3 separate regions of the Homo sapiens genome follow, and all the other regions are linked to region 3. Evidence: chromatin contacts called from ENCODE Hi-C or POLR2A ChIA-PET data. All regions are on one chromosome and are shown on one strand. Each heading gives the region's core, a stretch centred on a gene start or an enhancer-like site at or near the end of the contact. The rest is flanking DNA. Distances are from core to core; before and after follow the strand shown.

Region 1 (4,203 bases), core at 233-2,732, 77 kb after region 3:
AAACAGGCAGTTAGAAAGCGGAAGCACAGCACCCACCCCCCCACCCAGGAAACTGCCTCCGTCTCTTCTGCTGCAGAAGAAGCAGCAGCTGGAAGAGGCAGCCAGGTGCTGATTTCATCGTAAGCCTGAGGCCTCCTTTGGGCTTTTCTAACTTTATGTCCTTATGATGTTCACAAATAACTAAATAAGTTGTGAGCTGTTATTTCTTGTCATTGAAATTAAAGGTGTTTTTTTTTTTAATTTTTTTAGACGAAGTCTCACTCTGTCGCCCAGGCTGGAGTGCAATGGCGCAATCGCGGCTCACTGTAACCTCCGCCTCCCAGGTTCAAACAATTCTCCCGCCTCAGCCTCCTGAGTAGCTGGGATTACAGGCGCCTGCTGCCATGCCCGGCTAATTTTTGTATTTTTAGTAGAGACAGGGTTTCTCCATGTTGACCAGGCTGGTCTCAAACTCCTGACCTCGTGATCCGCCCACCTCGGCCTCCCAAAGTGCTGGGATTACAGGCGTGAGCCACCGCCCCGGACTGAAATCAAAGGTTTCTTAAGCAGCTGCCCGCTGTGTGTGTGGTGAACCCGGGGCCTGAATGCAGGTGGGACGCAGCCTCCCAAGCGCCGGGAGCCGCTGGCTCCTCACGCCTGTCGATCTAGCAAATGTGCTTTGGAGTCTCTGACGGACGCGATTCTGAATCCAGAAGGAAAGCGTCTCACTCCGAGATGCTGACTGACGTGTCCTTTATAGCGGTGGGACTTGGGAAGCCGGTGACGCCCGGTGTGGAGGACGGTTGTGACGCCCCTCGGTGGGGACACGGTGTAAAGGCGGCGTGGAAACTTGGTGCACGACCTTACAATAAATTGTAAAATAAGCGTTTTACCTGGTGAGATGAAAAGACCGGCAGGAGACGGCACCCCGGTAGGATGAACAGAAGAGACTTTTAAACCTGAAGAAATCATCCAAAAAGCGACCACATGTTAGTGTCCTGCTGCGAGTTCTCCCCCCAGAATCCAAGCTTGGCCACGTGGGGCCCTAGGAAGGTACTGACATTGTTCGAAGAGCTGGTGCCTCCCGGCCGGAGGCCGCTGTCAAAGGACGCACGACCTGTGGGCTCAAGCAGCCGTCCGTCCAGGACTTGCTCTGCGGAGGCAGACCTGGTCCCAGGCCACGGAGCTCGTCCCAGGGCTGCCCAGCCCTCCCACCCCACCGGGTACACACACCGTTCCCCGGCCTGGCCTGGACCCGAGCCTCTCGCACGGTGGCGCTGGGGTCCGGGACCCGCAGAGCAGGCTCAGCCTGGCCCCACCCTACCCGATCCCTGTCCAGTCCCCTCCCCAGCCTCCTCCTCTCCTGAGCAGCCTCCCGAGGGGACCCGCAGGCAGGGCGTAGGAGGGCGGGGCCGAGCCCACTGGACCCCAGCTGGTGGCCGCCGGCGCTTCTTACCTGCCCAGCCCACAAGGTCCTGGGAGCCTGGGCCAGGAAACAACAGTGGTGACCTGGCAACCGTCTCCTGGCAACCCCCACCCAGCCGGAACCCAGAGGTGAGCTTGGGTTTTCGGAGGATGGGGAGGGGCTGCTGAGTGGCGGGGCCAGCCCGGGAAGCCGGGCTGAGGGCTGAGGCTGGAGAAGGGCACAGCTTCATGGGCACAGCTGCCTCCCAGTCACTGCTGGGACTGCCTGAGCCTGAGCCCCAGTTGCTGCCCCTCCGCCCGGCCCTCCCAGGATGGTCCCTGAGCCGTCTCTCAGGCCCCACCCATGCTCAGCACCCCAGGACCTGGCCCGGGCCAGGCTCTGCGTGCACCCTGGTGATGTTGGCTGGATACACGGCTGCCGATCCCTGAGCATTCTCTGTGCTTCACGTGGTCGGGTCCCTGTTCTCACTCCACAGCGGACGAGGTGCCACTGTGCCCCCCTCTGCAAACAGGAACCGGGGGCTCCACAAAGTGAGTGCCCCCCAGAGGGGGACTCACATCTATCGGTCCAAACTGCACCTTTCTGTAAGCCCCTCGCTGTGTCACAGACCTCGGCCAAAGTGAAGCATTCCGCAGGGGTTTGGGCCGTGAGGAACAGCCTGCCCGACACCTGACTTGAACACTCTGCGGGGAAAAACACCGAGGAACATCACGATTACCTTCTGCGGGAACAAGGGCCAAACAAACGGCCTCATCCTGAAGCCGTGTGGCCCGGGCCGCTCCCACCCATACCTATAGGCACCCCAGCCCGTAGGCGGCAGTGGGCTCTGGCATCCAGCTGGTCCCCCACCTCTGCAGGTGTTTGCAATGTACCCGTGTTGATGTAAGGCTGCCCTTTCTCCATCTCTGTGTGTCTTTGTTTAACCCTCACATTCTCTCTTTTTTTTTTTTCAAAATACGGAGTCTCACTCTTTTGCCCAGGCTGGAGTGCAATGGTACGGTCTCGGCTCACTGCAACCTCCGCCTCCCAGGATCAAGCAATTCTCCTGCCTCAGCCTCCCGAGTAGCTGGGATTACAGGTGCCCACCACAGTGCCCAGCTAATTTTTGTATTTTTAATATTAATTTTATTTTTTATTTTTATTTTGTTTTATATTTTATATATTTATTATTTTATATATTATTTTCTATATTATTATAATTATTTTATTATTAATTTATTATTAATTTTAGAGGGTTTCATCATGTTGGCCAGGCTGCTCTTGAACTCCTGACCTCAGGTGATCCGCCCGCCTCGGCCTCCCAAAGTGCTGGGATTACAGGCGTGAGTCACTGCGCCTGGCCTGCCCTCGCCTTCTCTTTAAAACACCTAATGATACGAGGTCTGGGAGTCCTGGGCTCCTGGCATGACCCATGGCACGGTCTGATCCCCTCTGCCTCAAACTCTGAGCCTCCAGCCACGTGTCCCCTACCCATCCGTGTCCTTCAGAGCTTTGCGTGGGTCACGAGGGCCTCTGTGCTTAGGGTCCCCTTGCAGGGGGCTGGTGGTGCCCCCAAAAGACAACCACATCATAGCCCTGAAACCTCGAATGTGACCTTATTTAGAAGAAGGGGCTTTGCAGGTGGGGTTACGTCAGGATCTCTAGTGACATCACCCAGGGCAGGCCCTGAATCAATGGCCTCTGCCCCCCTGAGAGGGAGGTGGAGAGAGGAGACGCAGACGTGGGGGAGACGCCGTGGGACTGGGGGGCAGAGATGGGTGACACGGCCACAGCCACTGATGCCTGAGCTGGCAGGGGCTGGGGAGGCAGACAGGGTCCTCTCCTGGAGCCCCCAGAGGGGTGCAGCCCTGCCTGCCCTGTGGCTTTGGAGTTCTGGCCTCCAGATGCGGGCGTAAGCGTCTGTTGTTGTGCCTGCCTGTGTGGTTTTTCAGCAGCCGGGAGGAGAAGCCACCCTTTCGAGAGTGTGGTGCCCGCTCCGGAGCCGCCTCCCCGACCCACGCCGGGGCGGCAGCCTGGGGGTTCCCCGCTCTGTGTCCCTGGGGCCTGAGCTGTGGGGGAAGAAGGGGCCCCGGCTGTCCCTGGGGAGTCCCTGGAAGGAAGAGAGAGCTCTCGGAAGCGGGGCGGTGGGGGGCGTCTCCCACCGTCCTCCTGGTTCTGTCCAGCTGGGAACAGTGTCCTCGTCCCCTCCCCGCACTCCCACCTTGCGCCTGGTGCTCAAGCTTTGAGATGGTCCCGCTGGACCCTGGTGCGGAGCAGACCCAGGAGGCCCCTCTGCCCTCTGGGAGCCTCAGGTCAGGTGGCAGGTGGGGCTGGGGCAGGTCCTGGGCTGAGTGGCTGGGCCTTCGGGGAGCAGGGCCCACTTGGTGGGGGTGACGGGTGGGGGGTTCCTTCGGTGGCTGCTGTGGCTCTCCAGGCTGGGAGCAGCAGATCCGGGTTCGGAAGCTCTGACTCTGGGAAGGGGCCTACGTGTGTCCCCTCCTCCCTGAGGCTGAGGCAGGTGGCCTGACAGGAGCTGATGGGGATGGGAAGGACTCGCCCAGCTCCTCTCCAGAACTGGCCCTTCCGGGAACAGAGCAAGGCAGGGTCCTTGCCCCTGGGCTGGGAGGGAGAGCCCCGTGTTCATCTTTGTGGCGCACCGGCCTTTGGAGGATGTGATCTGGACACACACCTCGGAGGACGGGTTTCCTTGTGTGGGGGGAGAGGGGGTGCAGCGGGCAGGTCCCCCAACCCCTGCAGCCTCCCCTCCCTGGGGCCCCACACAGGCCTGAGGACTCCCCACCGCCCTCAGAAGCCCCCAG
Region 2 (4,266 bases), core at 1,016-3,515, 110 kb after region 3:
AAAACCCATTCAAGGTCAACTTCTAACCGGCTCTGCTTCTAGCTAACAGTGGCCTCCCGCCACCGCTGACTACTCTCCTCCCTCAAGGCACAGGGCTGCCCCAGCAGGAGGAGGAGCTGAGCCCCTTTCTGAGGCCACGGCCGGGACCCCCGTGGGAAATTCCGGCCAGAGGTGGCCACAGGAAGGCGTCTCTGTGCACCCTTGGAGGGGCTGGACACTGTCCCCTGCTGGAACCCACAGACCCATGGCACTCCCAGGCTGGGGGGCAGCTTTGCTCCCTGGAGGCCTCGACTTGGTGCGGACCCTGCCCTGGCACCGGCCGGGCCCAGGGCTCCCCCAGACCTGACTCGGACACAGCCACGTTTGCACAGGTGACAGATTTGCTTCCCAAAGCAGCAGTGGTGGCAGCATCAGCATCTAATTTGAGTGAGAATTCTCAGATTCGGGGCAGGGGGGGCTCTGGAACCCCACGCAGTGCCAGGCAGTACTGAGAATGGGCCCTCCCAGGGCTGCCCACCGGCCCCCAGACCCCAGAGGGTGCCAGGAAGGCAGTGGACAGGCTCCTCTCCCACCAGGATGGGGCCGAGAGGGCTCTGCGGGATCCCCTGTGGCCTCCTGGCCCTCCCAGCCCCTGCACTCCCGGCCTCTCCATGCTGCTTTGTGGCCTCTGACCCCTGACCCTCCTGGGTCAGCCAGTGGAGAAGGTCTGCCCCTGAGCCTCAGACGCCCTGGCAGGCCCCACCCTGGCACCACCTCTGCCAACGTCAAAGGCCGCTCCCCCTGGCTCTGCCGGACCTGCAGCCCCTCCGGCCTCCTGGACTCACCTGGGCTCTGCCCCTGCCCCCAGCCCTCGGCCTTCTGGGAGCCCTCCTGGGGGGTCAGCCATGAGGTCAGGGGGGTCAGTGAGGTCATGAGGATCAGCCATGAGGTCAGATCGGGTCGGCCATGAGGTCAGGTGGGGTTGGCCATGGGGTCACTGGGGTGAGCCATAAAGTCAGGTGGGGTCAGTCATGAGATGGGGTTGGGTCAGCCGTGCGGTCAGGTCAGGTCGGCCATGAGGTCAGGTGGGGTCGGCCATGAAGGTGGTGGGGGTCATGAGGTCACAAGGGGGTCGGCCATGTGGTCAGGCGATTACATGCCCTCCTTGCCTTCCTTCCCCGGGCGGCCCTCAGCTGCTCCCGCCTGTCCCCTGGCAGGGCGTGTCCTCTGGAGATACGGGCGGGGCTCTCGGGGCAGAGGCTGGATGGACGGGGCCAGGTCCGGTGCTGGAGTTCAAGTGACACTGACTGAGGTTCCCGGGGAGCACAGGCCAGGAGGGGCCACGGTGTCAGCCAGGAGGGACTGTGGTTGGGTGTGGAGGGGAGGAGCGGGGGGCTGTGGGGTGAGACCCCTCCCGGCTGACTGGGTGCTGTGGGCACTGCCGGCCGCATGCCAGGGTTCCTGCCTCGTGGGGACTCCGGCCTGGGCGAGTGCAGGTCTCAGAGCGCAGGTGCGGCAGTGACCCCAGGCCTCAGTCCTCTCCCCTCCTGGGGGTGGGAAGGGAGGGGAGAGAGGCCCGGAAGGCCGGGGACTCCCGCCAGGGGACTGAGGGAGGCCTCGGAGGGGTGGGTGGCCTGTCTGGGAAGCTGCTCTGGATCCGGCGTCTGGCCTGGCCCGGTCCCCGTCTGCACAGCACACACCACGGAGGAGAAGGAGGAATCGCCCGGAAGCCCCGAGAGGCAGGCGCGGCCCCACAGGCTGTAGAGCCCCTCGAGGTGCGCACAGCCGAGTGTCCCCGGCAGGCCAGGCCCCGGGCCCAGGTGCCGTTGCTGGGGCCCTGTGGCTGGCGGCTCGGCTGATGCAACCCAGGCTCCAGGAAAGGCTGTCGTTATGGGCTGTTTCCCTGGCAGGGAGGGGAGCGCTGGGGCCCTGGGCTCCTGTTGGCAGAGGCCTGACCCAGCTGGGCCAGGTGTGGCCAGGTTTCTCCAGGCCCCTGAGCTGCGGGAGAGTCTGCAGCCGCCCTGCCCTGCCCGTGGGCTGGCTCCTTCCCCCTTTCTCGACGCCGCAGCAGAGTTAATGAGGCCACTGGGCCTCTGCCGGGTAATTGGTCTCCAAAGGCGGGAAAGTGTCACCAAAGACGCTGCCGGGACAACAGCAAGAAAACCGCCACCGCCTTTTCCACTCCCGGGTCTAACTGTGCCCTGGGCCACCCAGCCCGGGGGGAGTAGGCTTGTCTCTCAGAGGCACCGGAGAGAAGACGCACTTCCTCCTCTCCAGGTGCTCAGAGGAGGGCCGGAAACAGGCCTGGGCCTGGGCAGCCGCCGAGGGTGATGGGGCTGCCCGGGGCCGTCGAGAGGGGAGGCTGCTTGCCCGGACCTGGGAGGCAGGTGCTGGCTGTTCTCAAGGGGCTGCGTGTGATGGGAGAAGGGGCGGAGACAAGGTGCATTTTGCAAGAGAGTTTGTGTTTTAATTGGAGCAGAATTCACATAGCATAAAATAATTTTGAAGTGAGAATTTGGTGGCATTTATTGCACTCACAGGGCTGAGTATCCACCACCTATATCAAGGTCCAGAACATTCCGTCACCCCGAGGGAGGCCGAGCTCCCAGGCTGCAGCCACCGCCCCGTTCTGTCTCCACGGACTTGCCTGTCCCAGGGGTTGCCCAGTACCAGGGTCACACACACGATCCAGGGCCTTTCCCGCCTGGCCGAGGGGACCCCACTCCACACAGCCGCGCCCTCAGACACGGGGCAGCTCTGAGCTCCCGCGGAGCCTGTCCAGTTTGTTCACAGCAATGGCCCTGCCCTCAGCCTAGGCTCTAGGAACTGGCAGGGCAAGGGGGCAGGAGGGGGCCCAGCAACAGGGCCACACCCTCAGGGGATGCCCAGGAAGGACGGGAGAAGCCACGCAGGGCTGAGCGTGGGGCGGCTGGGTGCCCTGATGGAGAGCCGGGGCTCTGTCCACACCTGGACACCTCCCGGCCGTGGAGAGCAGAGGTCGGCCTGGAACTGCTCCCGAGATGCAGTGTGGGGCTGGGGGAATAGAGAGCGAGTCAGGCGAGTCCCCAGGCAGTGCAGGGCTGGGAGAATAGAGAGAGGGTCGGGGGAGCCCCCAGGCAGTGCGGGGCTGGGAGAATAGAGAGAGGGTCGGGGGAGCCCCCAGGCAGTGTGGGGCTGGGGGCCTAGAGAGTGAGTCGGGGGAGCCCCCAGGCAGTGAGGGGCTGGGGGAATAGAGAACAAGTCGGGGGAGCCCCCAGGCCTGAGGTAGGCAGCGCGGGGAGGCGGGTTTGGGAGAAAAGCAAAGACCACAGTTTTAGACACAAGTTCGTATGAGAGCAGGACACTTCAGCGACCGTTAGGGCGGGAGGCCGGGCCCATGAGGCTTGAATTTGAGGCGACCCACAAGGCCTCAGCCCGGGGTGGCTCAGCCCAGCTGGGGTCTCTGAAGTTCCCGGTGCCAGAGCTGCCACGTGAGAAGAGGCAGGTGCCGCCCTCCATGGCACAGCCCGCAGCAGGCATGTGGCACCAGTAAAGCCGGGTCCTCCAAAGACGAGAACAGCAGCTGGGGGGGGACCTGGCATTTTCCGAAGACACAAGGGTGTCTGGGGAGAAGGGCTCTGCTGCCCCTGCTCCCTGGTGGACGCTGGCGCTGCCTGGAGCTGCGTGGGGACCTGGCTGACGGGGATCCCTCCCTGCGCCAAGACGCTTGGGGTTGCTAATATCAGGGGTGAGCCGGCCCCTGACGTGCAGGGTGACCATGTGCCTGGAGAAGGAAGATCCTTTTAGAAGGTAGGAGGAGCAGAGCGTGCAGGTGGGGAGGTGGGAGGACAGCAGGGGTCCCGGCTGCCTTCAGAGGCCGAGGGGAGGCTGGGGTCGTGGCAGGAGGCAGTGGGGGAACCGTTTTGCTAAACGGGAGGCTGAGAGGGCGGCAGTGCAGGGGTGCTGTGGGGAGGACGGTCTTGACTGAAAGACGGGGACGGGGTCGGGCACAGTGACTCACGCCTGTAATCCCAGCACTGTGGGAGGCCGAGGTGGGCGGATCATTTGAGGTCAGGAGTTTGAGACCAGCCTGGCCAACATGGTGAAGCCCCATCTCTACTAAAAATACAAAAATTAGCCGGGTGTGATGCTGGGCACCTGTAATCCCAACTACTCAGGGGCTGAGGCAGGAGAATCCCTTGAACCCGGGAGGTGGAGGTTGCAGTGAGCCGAGATCGTGCCACTGCACTCTAGCCTGGGTGACAGAGCAAGACTTCATCTCGAAAAAATAAAAAAAAAGAGAGACGG
Region 3 (4,297 bases), core at 1,514-4,013:
CCAGGGGGTCACACCTGCTGGCCTGGGGTGGTGTGGCAGCTGCAGGGCAGGTGGGTCCCCACAGGGAATCGCGTCGCTGGAGCCATGGTGTAGAGCCCTCTGCAGGGCTCTCTCCCCATCCCGTACTGGATGCCAGCCCTGCCCTGATCTCCGCTTCTGTGACCGCCAGCATCACTTCCAAAGCCCGGTGTCTCCCGAGGCTCATGGGAGGGGGAATGCTAACGAATAGAGTGTTTACTCAACACGCTACTGCCGGGTGCAGTGGCTGCCGCCTATAATCCCAGCACTTTGGGAGGCTGAGGGGTGGATCTCTTGAACCCAGCCTGGGCAATGTAGTGAGACCCCATCTCACAAAAAATACAAAACACTACCTGGTGTGGTGATGTGCACCTTTGGTCCCAGCTACTCAGGAGGCTGAGGTGGGAGGATTGCCTGAGCCCGGCAGGTGGAGGCTACAGTGAGCCATGATGGAGCCACCGCAATCCAGCCTGGGCAGCGAAGCCAGACCCTGTCTCAAATGTCGTCTAGATGTGAAATCTCAACTTTGTTTTTTTGTTTTTTGGAGACAAAGTCTTGCTCTGTTGTTGCCCAGTGTGGAGTGCAATGGTGCTATCATGGCTCCCTGTAACTGCAGGGTCCAGCCCTACTGGGCCTGTGGGTTCTTCTTGTGTACGGAGAGATGTGAGATCATAGAAATAAAGACACAAGACAGGGATAGAAGAAAAGACAGCTGGGCCCGGGGGACCACTACCACCTAGATGTGGAGGCCGGTAGTGGCCCCGAATGCCTGGCTGCGCTGTTATTTATTGGATACAAGGCAAGGGGGCAGGGTAAGGAGCGTGAGCCATCTCTAATGATAGGTAAGGTCACGTGTGTCTCGTGTCCACTGGACAGGGGGCCCTTCCCTGTTTGGCAGCCGAGGCGGAGAGAGAGAGAGGACAGCTTACACCATTCTTTCTTCTATGTATTTCAAAGACTTTTAGTACTTTCACTCATTGTGCTACTGCTATCTAGAAGGCGGAGCCCGGTGTACAGGGCGGACCACGAAAGCAGACCAGGAGTGTGACCGCTGAAGCACAGCATCACGGGGAGACGGGCCTCTGGATGGCTGCGGGTGGGCCTGACTGATGTCGCCTTGCACAAGAGATGGTGGAGCAGAGTCTTCTCTAACTCCCCCGGGGAAAAGGAGACTCCCTTTCCCCGTCTGCTAAGTAACTGGTGCCTTGCCAGGCGCTAGCGCTACCGCTAGACCAGGGACCCCTCTGGTGGCCCTGTCCGGGCGTGACAGAGGGCTCACACTCTTGTCTCCTGGTCACTTCTCACTATGTCCCCTCAGCTCCTATCTCTGTATGGCCTGGTTTTTCCTAGGTTATAGTTGTAGAACAGAGATTATTATAATATTGGAATGAAGAGTAATGCTAGAAACTAATGATTAAGAATATTCATATATCATCACATCTATAATCTATTTCTAGTGTAACTATTCTTATTGTGTATATTTTCTTTATTACACTGGAACAGCTCATGCCCTCGGTCTCTTGCCTCGGCACCTGGGTGGCTTGCCGCCCACATGTAACGGTGACCTCCTGGGCTCAAGGGATCCTCCAAACTCAGCCCCCTACATATCTGGGACCGCAAGTGTGCGCCACCATGCCTGGCTAATTTTTGTATTTTTTGTAGAGATGGAGTTTCGTCATGTTGCGCAGGCTGGTCTTGAACTCCTGAGCTCAAGGGATCCACCTGCCTCGGCCTCCCAAAGTGTTAGGATCACAGGCGTGAGCCACCGCGCCCGACTAAAATCTCAACTTTTTTTTTTTTTTTGAGACGGAGTCTTGCTCTGTCGCCCAGGCTGGAGTACAGTGGCGTGATCTCTGCTCACTGTGACCTCTGCCTCCTGGGTTCAAGTGATTCTCCTGCCTCAGCCTCCCAAGTAGCTGGGATTACAGGTGCCTGCCACCACACCCAGCTAATTTTAAGTAGAGACGGGGTTTCACCATATTGGCCAGGCTGGTCTGAAACTCCTGACCTCGTGATCTGCTTGCCTCAGCCTCCCAAAGTGCTGGGATTACAGGCGTGAGCCACCACGCCCAACTGAAATCTCAACTTTTAGCGATCATCGGTCAAGCAGTGAAGGTGGTGCCCGTGGCATGTTGTCCGCACTGGCCCAAAATAAAAAATGATGTTTGGGCCGGGCGTGGTGGCTCACTCCTGTAATCCCAGCGCTTTGGGAGGCTGAGGTGGGCAGATTACCTGAGGTCAGGAGTTCGAGACCAGCCTGGCCAACATGGTGAAACCCTGTCTCTACTGAAAATACAAAATTAGCCGGGCATGGTGGCATGTGCTTGTAATCCCAGCTACTCAGGAGGCTGAGGCAGGAGAATCACTCGAGTCCAGGAGGTGGAGGTTGCAGTGAGCCAAGATCGTGCCACTGCTCTCCAGCCTGGCTGACAGAGTGAGACTCTGTCTAAAAAAAAAAAAAAAATGATGTTTGGCCTGTTGGGCCGGGCACGTCTGACCCTCTGTCCCCGTCTCCCTTAGAGGAATCGTGGGCCCCTCTGTTCTTGTGTTGTCACCGGTGGAGGCCGTCCTTGACTTCCCCCTGGGAGCACGGTGTGTCCCCTCGCCATGCAGAGCACACTGTGAAGTCTTTTAATGAGGAGAGAAAAGCCCCTTAAAAGTTGATATTCTGCAGACAGGTGAGCACGTGGCCTCGTGGTCACAGGAAAGAAGAGGCGTTTCCTGTGTTCTGGCAACCTCGAGCTTCTCTGTGAGCGCATGCCCAGGCCTGCCTGAGTGCTGATGAACCAGCCGGCACAGCAGAGCACTCCGGGTCTGAGGGAGCTGCTCTCCCTGCAGCAGGCGGCTGGGCAGGGCACCGTGGTCCTTTGCCATTTTTCCAGGGCCGGGGGGTGTCAGGGTGTCTGCGTTGGGGGGTGCAGGGGGTGAGCAGAGCCAGCAGCTGCACCTGAGCCTCCCCTTGTGAGCAGCTCGTGGCTGTGGCCCAGGGTACCCTGGATCCTTGGTGGGTGACCCAGAGGGTGGGGTCCTCTTGGTCGTCTTCTAGAGGGAGCATGGGGGCTGAGTGTTCCTGCCTGGGTGCCAGGCTCAGCTCATTTTAAAGGTGCCTGGGGTTGGGAACACGAAGCCACATCCTTCCCAGTTAGGCCCAGCCTCCCAGGGTGAGGGCAGCAAGTCACCCAGGTGCCGAGGGAAGAGACCGAGGGCACAAGCTGTCCCAGTGTAACAAAATATATAAAATAAGAGTTATACTTGGTATAGACCATATGTGTCACTAATCATTAGTTTGTAGTAATTATTCTTTATTCCAATATTATAATAATCCTCGCTCTATAATCATAATCTAGGAAAAACCAGGCCATACCGAGATAGGAGCTGAGGGGACATGGTGAGAAGTGACCAGAAGACAAGAGTGCGAGCCTTCCGTTACGCCCGGACAGGGCCACCAGAGGGCTCCTTGGTCTAGCAGTAACGCCAGCGCCTGGGAAGGCACCCGTGACCTAAGCAGACCGTGGTCTAGCGGTAGCGTCAGTGTCAAGGGAAAACACCCGCTACTTAGCAGACTGGGAAGGGGAGTCTCCCTTTCCCCGGGGGAGTTTAGAGAAGACTCTACTCCTCCACCTCTTGTGGAGGGTCAGGCCCACCCACAGTTATCCGAAGGCCTAACCGTCTCCCTATGATGCTGTGCTTCAGCGGTCACACTCCTAGTCCGCCTTCACGTTCCATCCTGTACACCTGGCTTTGCCTTTTAGATAACAGTAGCAAAATTAGTGAAAGTACTAAAAGTCTCTGATAAGCAGAAATAATGGCGTAAGCTGTCTCTCTCTCTCCCTGGCCCCTGCCTTGGCTGCCAAACAGGGAAGGGCCCCCGTCCAGTGGACACGTGACCCACGTGACTTTACCTATCACTGGAGATGGCTCACGCTCCTTATCCTGCCCCTTTGTCTTGTATCCAATAAATAACAGCGCAGCCTGGCATTCGGGGCCACTACCGGTCTCCACATCTTGGTGGTAGTGGTCCCCCGGGCCCAGCTGTCTTTTTTATTTCTTTGTGTTGTATCTTTATTTCTACGATCTCTCATCTCCGCACACGGGGAGAAAAACCCACAAACCCTGTAGGGCTGCCCTCTACACCAGGGCTGCCCGTTTTCCTGCCTGTAGGGCAGAGGGGGAGGCCCAGCCTCCCTCGGTCTAGCCTCCCAGGGCTGCCCGTGTCCCGGCCTGTAGGGCGGAGTGGGAGGCCCAGCCTCCCTCGGTCCAGCCTCCCAGGGCTGCCCGT

What was found. A loop is a pair of places that touch in the nucleus more often than their neighbours do. ChIA-PET counts read pairs that join two places held with the same protein, here RNA polymerase II (POLR2A). Pooled maps may share reads with other maps.
Region 1: a map with no recorded cell type shows a loop between it and region 3 (11-fold over the local background). The contact joins the promoter of TTLL10 here to the enhancer-like site in region 3. A Hi-C loop is called at or near these places in 1 of 168 maps with a recorded cell type or tissue (PC-9), 1 of 37 single-sample maps with no recorded cell type and 2 of 50 pooled maps. POLR2A ChIA-PET finds 5 or more read pairs at or near these places in 6 of 52 experiments (H1, WTC11, activated B cell and 2 more).
Region 2: a loop to region 3 is called in a pooled map, with 4 times the contacts of the local background. The contact joins two enhancer-like sites. A Hi-C loop is called at or near these places in 1 of 168 maps with a recorded cell type or tissue (B cell), 2 of 37 single-sample maps with no recorded cell type and 6 of 50 pooled maps. POLR2A ChIA-PET finds 5 or more read pairs at or near these places in 7 of 52 experiments (AG04449, B cell, GM12878 and 4 more).

What each region holds. Positions count from the first base shown.
Region 1 is chr1:1,171,159-1,175,361 of GRCh38, reverse strand. TTLL10 (tubulin tyrosine ligase like 10) reads right to left here and starts at 1,482. Exons shown (of 16, transcript NM_001130045.2): 1 at 1,436-1,482; 2 at 1,041-1,077; 3 at 873-938. It overlaps TTLL10-AS1 (TTLL10 antisense RNA 1), which reads left to right. Exons shown (of 2, transcript NR_173246.1): 2 at 1-2,306. RefSeq lists a silencer at 1,243-1,332 and an enhancer at 3,989-4,203.
Region 2 is chr1:1,142,215-1,146,480 of GRCh38, reverse strand. It overlaps LINC01342 (long intergenic non-protein coding RNA 1342), which reads right to left. Exons shown (of 3, transcript NR_038869.1): 3 at 2,425-3,742. The region is part of intron 1 of LOC124903820 (a long non-coding RNA gene); the gene reads right to left. Among named protein-coding and RNA genes, the nearest start is that of LINC01342, 7.3 kb to the right of the region's middle. RefSeq lists an enhancer at 1,045-1,564. Within about 2 kb of position 2,265, at least 12 of the 41 ENCODE cell types and tissues checked have a DNase peak (open chromatin) inside an H3K27ac peak, as active enhancers do; they include B cell, where a contact is called at or near this core.
Region 3 is chr1:1,249,542-1,253,838 of GRCh38, reverse strand. No RefSeq gene overlaps it. Among named protein-coding and RNA genes, the nearest start is that of C1QTNF12, 5.0 kb to the right of the region's middle. RefSeq lists an enhancer at 2,406-2,685. Within about 2 kb of position 2,763, at least 5 of the 41 ENCODE cell types and tissues checked have a DNase peak (open chromatin) inside an H3K27ac peak, as active enhancers do; they include B cell, where a contact is called at or near this core.